Linked DNA regions of Homo sapiens: region 2 is linked to region 1. The links are chromatin loops, found by intact Hi-C in ENCODE. Cell type or tissue: endothelial cell of umbilical vein. All regions are shown on one strand. Links, peaks and the distances in the headings refer to the core of each region. The heading gives the core; the rest is flanking DNA.

Region 1 (2,926 bases), core at 212-2,711:
GTCACTCAGTAACACGTGGCCTTCGACAAGTTGTTTAGTTTTACAGAGCATGATTTCTCAACTATAAAATGCGAGTGATATTATCAATTCAGAGGATTATTGTGAGAATTCATTAAATCGTATTTTTGAGGTGAAAGTGTTTAGAACAGTGCCCGCTTTACCTTATGTCTCAATAAATGCTAATTACCATTTTTATTTCCTTTATTGTTTAAATACATAAAAGTTTATAATTAACAAGAAGATTCTGTCCTATTCAGAAGGAAAAAAGAAAGCTAAAATTAAAAGTTATCTATAAAAATAAAAATCCTACATCAAAAAATTTAGGAGAAATGGCATAGAATGGGAAAACTATGATCAGCATCAAAAGAGTATACATATAACAATGAAAAAATACTAAAATTATGGTATTAAAAATCGTAAGAAAGTTGCAACTTCTTGCCAATAGAAACCGCAACACAAAGCAACAGAGGTGAACAAAGGACTTTGAATATGGTCTCCTTAAAAAGACACTTTTTGTAATTTAATTGATCTATTCAACATTACCAAAAACAAGTATTTCTCTTTAAAACATATAGCAACTTTTCACTTTCAAATGTAAGTGAATACTATATGTTATTTCTTATTTTCATGTCATTTAAAAACATCTTGTTTGTAAAAACTAACATCCTCTTGTTTAACCTTGGATTGTTTTTCCATTTTATTATTTCAGGTTTGCTTTGCAGTATTCAGACAATTTTAAGAATAACCACCAGATGGCTCATCTCATAAATGATCTAACTGTTGGTTTTCTGTGGAAGAGAAGAGCATTGTCATAAATTTCCTTTTAGCATGATATGATGATAAAGATAGCCATATCTGTCATGTTTTAAAGACTGGGTGCATTCTTATTAAAATTTCTGCATTTTTGTAACCTGTAAACATGGAAATTTTTATTGTGATAAATATTAATAAGATACTTTTCCAATTAATAAAATGTTTTCCTGATTAGTCCTTTCAACAACTGCATATATATTTTCATTGAAAAAATATGTATTTTTCTTCCCTTTGCTATTTACAGCAATTGTTACTTTTTATCCTTCAGTCTGAATTTCAAAGTCCGGCAAAGTCTGCATCCATTTGAACAATATGCTAATTGTGCTTTATTAGATATGCTTGCCCTAAAGTAACCTACTTGCATTGATATTGGACAACTGCCAACCTGCAGCTTAATGCCGTGATTGTAATTCAATTGTTGGACTGTCTGCTGGTTTTCAAATATAGTTTTACAAAATGGGAACAGTAGGGGGCATGCAGAGATCAACATGTTTGTTATCATACTGTATTAGGGGACCATATTTTACTTTCTAGAATCTGTGGTCCTATCTGTTTAGAATACTGACACTGGTTTTCTTTTTAAAATATGTCCATTATGTGTAATATAGATATTGTGTACTTACAAATACATTAACTGTCAGAATCATACTGCTGCTGTGTTTTATTCAACTTATTCTGGGCATATGTGTTTGTGTTTGTATATATATATATCAAAAAATTTTAACTTAATATGTGACAAGCAACTGTATATGCTATATTTCACATTTTGATTCACAAGAGTACTTAACCATGAAAGTGCTAAGTAAATGGTAAAGCATTATGCAAATGATAGGCATATCATTGTTTTAGCATTCAAAATTGTATTAAGAAACATTGTAATTCTCATTACACATATGAATTCTGTTCTATCTTTAAATATTCAATGGCTATAAAATGGCTGATTATATAAGACAGGCAAAAATATTTCAGCTACTTCCTTTATGTAGGATTTTCCCATTAACAAAGTATCTTTACAAATGCCCAACTTAGTCCCTGCATATCATATCCAAACACCAAAGAATTTTTCAAATTTCTCCTTTTAGGAAATTCAGCAATGGAAAGGCCTTTGGGCAAGGTAAAGATAAAAAAATCACATTTTCAATATGGCTTTGCCTTGTAAAACTAGAAAAATTACATCATGAGCAAACATTTGGCAAGTGCACCTGTTCATTGACCCTGGAATGTGATGGTCCATGATGAATAAGAATCTTCACAATTTCCACATCTCCTTTCCAGGCAGCCAGGTGAATAGGAAAATACCCTTTGTTGTCTGCTACATTTGTTGATGCCTCATACTGAAGTAGTTTGAGAACTATGTCCCTAAAAAGGAAAAAACAACAACAACAAAATAGGCTGAGCAAGACAAACTGTATTAAATAGGTAATTTTAAAAGAATACTAGATGCTGGGTGGGAATTTAGAGTAATCATTCAAGGTACTAAGATATAAAGTTGGGTTTCAAAGTTTTTGCCTACTCAACATTTGGCTATTTTACTTACCTGGAAAACCATCACCCCATGCCACACACACACACACACACACACACACACACACACACACACACACACAGAGAGAGAGAGAGAGAGAAAGAGAGCGAGAGCACACATTGACTAACCAATTAAACTACTTAATAGAATTCATATAAGCAAAACTTAACTTATTTCATTAATTAGATGAGCTAAGTAAAATGAAGAGGATACCAACTCCCATTTTTTTTTTTAAAAAAAGAGCTCTTTCCAGATAGCCCATATCTGAGATTTAGTTTGAAGGAAAAGTTGAAGTTACAAGTATATTCCTTGTTTACACACACACAAAAAGTTATCATAATACCAAGGAGGCATTTATAAAATTTACACATCATTCCTACAGATAATTGGAATAAGAGATTTAAGGGGTATGTAAAAGAGAAAGAAAGTGCAGTATGTAAGGGACCCTTGACAAGCTAACTGTAGTACTAGCCCAGGGTTAAAAAATAATAATAAAAAAATTTTAATAACTTCTCAGTGATGGCACACAACACACTTTGAGTATTCCTTGTTCCTACTTCTGTATTCCTTCACCTTTCTTCTCCAAGC
Region 2 (2,926 bases), core at 121-2,620, 590 kb after region 1:
TCAATGCTCCCAGACATTATCATCAAGCCAATTGTGTTTTAGGGAGGAAGGGTGTGGATAGTGAATCATCAACCATCATCATAAGATAAACCTCTTTCCTACAAGGGAAAGAACAGCAGCCGAGCAAACACAAATGTCTGCCTAGCTACAGATACTGTCAGAAGTGACCATGGAAGAGCTGGCATAATCATGAAATGGTGGCTGTCATCAGTCATCAGTGCTCACTGGGTGCCAAGTGCTTTATCTCCCATGTGCCATGCCCTCTGTGATGAATAAAAGTCATCGCTGCCCTCAAGGAGCTTCCAATCTGGTAGAGGACACAGATAGGTCTAAAATCATTCGCTCATTCATCATTTATTTATTATGAAATTCAGGCCTACCCAGCTCCCACATAATTAGATGCTTAAATTTGGTGGTGGTAGGTAGGGGGGCTGTGGAGTGGAGGTGGGCAAGGGAATTAGGGAGGCCCCTCTCTCAGAAATAATGACAAACTGCTTACTGTTTCTTTCCCTTCCAGGTGGGTCTCTTGTCAGCAGTCCCACACATGGTTATGACAATCGTTGTACCTATTGGAGGACAATTGGCTGATTATTTAAGAAGCAGACAAATTTTAACCACAACTGCTGTCAGAAAAATCATGAACTGTGGAGGTACTGTGGATTTCATAGATGGCTTAGGCAGCTTTTGTAGAATTAGGGTAAACTGAACTGCAGAGCATATATTAAGAAGTGACATTTAGTCATTGGAGTGGATCTTAAAGACCTCTAAGTCTGTCCCTCAGCAGACACTTGAGTGTTGTCCATCACAGTGCTGCCAAGAGGTCATCCAGCTGGGACCTTTCCATACATCCTTCCACATTTATTGTTTGCTTATGTAGTTTATTCCCTTCTCTGCTTACCTTTCTACCTATCCATATGTTTTGGTAAGAAACAGAAGAAAAGTAGTCTTTCCTCCTAGCCTATGCTTGTGCATGGGATATATGCACACACACACACACACACACACACACACACCATTCTCTTTCTTGATTTTATTTAGCTCCTGCTTTATGTTTTAATTTTGTAAAGACAAAGTGAATGTTAGGTGATTTCCCAAAAGAGGTAGGCGAAAGTAATTGTGAACCCCTACAATGTTCATGAGTGCTTTTTAAAAAACTCATCTTTTTTGTTTAGCTTTTAAAATTAACATTTATTGAATGCTTTCTGTGCCAGACACTAAGCTAAATCTTCTACATACATTATTTTATTTAATCTTCATAACCACCATGTGGAGCAGGTACTATTACTATATGCAATTTGCAATGAGGAAACAGAGGTAAAATAAAGGGACTTGCTCAAGTAGCAGATCCCTGCAAGGTATCAGGTAGGCCGGAGCCTACCGCCAAAGCTCTTAGTTTGCGGCTACCCCTCTGGAGGACTAGTCAGGATGAGCGAGCAGGAGGTAGAGGATAGCGCCACCTATGGGCAAGAGCTCACAACTGTGATATTAAGTTGAAAGGGACGGATTGCGTATGCTCTGACAGATAGCTAGGTCTGGCACATTTAGAAGTGAAGACTATACCGAGGGACACAGGAGCAGGCATGATCTGATCCCATAGCATTTCGGGAAGAAAGCCTAAGAGTCTGTTGGCACCTGTTCTCCCAGTTCCTTGACTGCTGGTCCCAGGCAGGGATGTGTGGGCCTGACCTTAGCTTGAACTTTCTTGTAGAGGACTGAGGGTTAGCGGATATAGGCCTGCTATCTGGTGGGCAGGAGGTGAAGCTCTGGGACATTGCATTCAAGTCCTCTCCAAGAGAGCTGTAGCAGCTAGAATAATGCCCATGTCCTAATCCTCAGAAGCTGTGAATATGTTTCCTTACATGTCAAAAGGGACTTTGCAGGTGGGATTAAATTGAGGTTCTTGAGATGGGAGTTTATCCTGCATTATCTAGGTGGGCCCAATATAATCACAATAATCCTTATAAAAGGAGGAAGGAGGGTCAGAGTCAGAAAAGAAGATGTGATGGTGGAGGCAAGAGTCAGAGTGATGCAGCCACAAACCAAGGAATGCAAGCAGACCCTAGAAGCTGGAGAAGACAAGAAGAGATTCCGCCATAGCACCTCTAGAAGGAATGCAACTCTGTAGGCTGCTGCCTTGACTTTAGCCCTGTACCATTTTGGATTTTTGGCCTCCAGAACTGTACAATAGTGCAGAGAGTATTTTAGAGGTGACATCTAATCATTGGAATAGATCTTAAAGACCCCTAAGTCTATCCCTCAGCAGATACTTGATATTTGTGTTGTTTTGAGCCACTGAGTTTGTGGTAATTTATTACAGCAGCAAATGAAAACTAACACAGCGGTAGGCAGGGTGCAGTGGCTCACTCCTGCAATCCTAGCACTTTGGGAGGTTGAGGCGGGCAGACCACTTGAGCTCAGGAGTTCGAAATCAGTCAGGGCAATAGTGAGAACTTTTCTCTATTAAAAAATAAAACATTTATAAAATGAAAACTAATACAGTAGCCAAAGCCTCACCCTTCTAATGATAAAATTCTGCTCCAGCTGAACAGCCCTCACCCAAGCCCTGAACATATCTTTCTGTCTCTGACTTTGCCCACTCCCTTTCTCTTTCCCTGTGAGTTCTCACCTTCACCTCTCAATCCAGTCCTCTCTATACATCCAGCTCAATTCTTCTCCTCTTATGTTTCCTTAAAGCCATGCCATTCTCCAGTGATCCCTCTGAATATGTCCACATGGCTAGATTGGCAACTCATCATGTGGTGCCTTATTGCAGCTCTCTCAGGAAAAGATTTTAGGCAGAGGGAATAGTATGTGCAATGACCCTGGGGCAGGCAGGAATGTGGCCTGTGTGAGAATAGAAGGAAGGGGAGTCAGAATGGCTGAGTGACGGGAGACGGGATCGGGATGTTTTTCTAGGGTCAGATCA

The links. Hi-C counts contacts between places; a loop is a spot of excess contacts. Peaks named below come from ENCODE experiments on the same cell type or tissue, not always from the same donor. Only the 100,000 strongest peaks of a DNase experiment are listed, where the experiment ranks them.
Region 2: a loop joins it to region 1, with 14 times the contacts of the local background. A loop is called at or near these places in 2 of 110 quality-filtered maps.

The regions. Positions count from the first base shown.
Region 1 is chr12:99,810,140-99,813,065 of GRCh38, forward strand. ANKS1B (ankyrin repeat and sterile alpha motif domain containing 1B) reads right to left here. Exons shown (of 27, transcript NM_001352186.2): 3 at 2,016-2,172. Among named protein-coding and RNA genes, the nearest start is that of GARIN6, 160 kb to the left of the region's middle. In endothelial cell of umbilical vein, for the core only: no CTCF peak of the experiment used is centred there; a DNase peak (open chromatin) is centred at 1,252.
Region 2 is chr12:100,403,521-100,406,446 of GRCh38, forward strand. It overlaps SLC17A8 (solute carrier family 17 member 8), which reads left to right. Exons shown (of 12, transcript NM_139319.3): 9 at 518-650. Among named protein-coding and RNA genes, the nearest start is that of SLC17A8, 48 kb to the left of the region's middle. In endothelial cell of umbilical vein, for the core only: a CTCF peak has its summit at 1,448 (motif pointing left); a DNase peak (open chromatin) is centred at 1,451.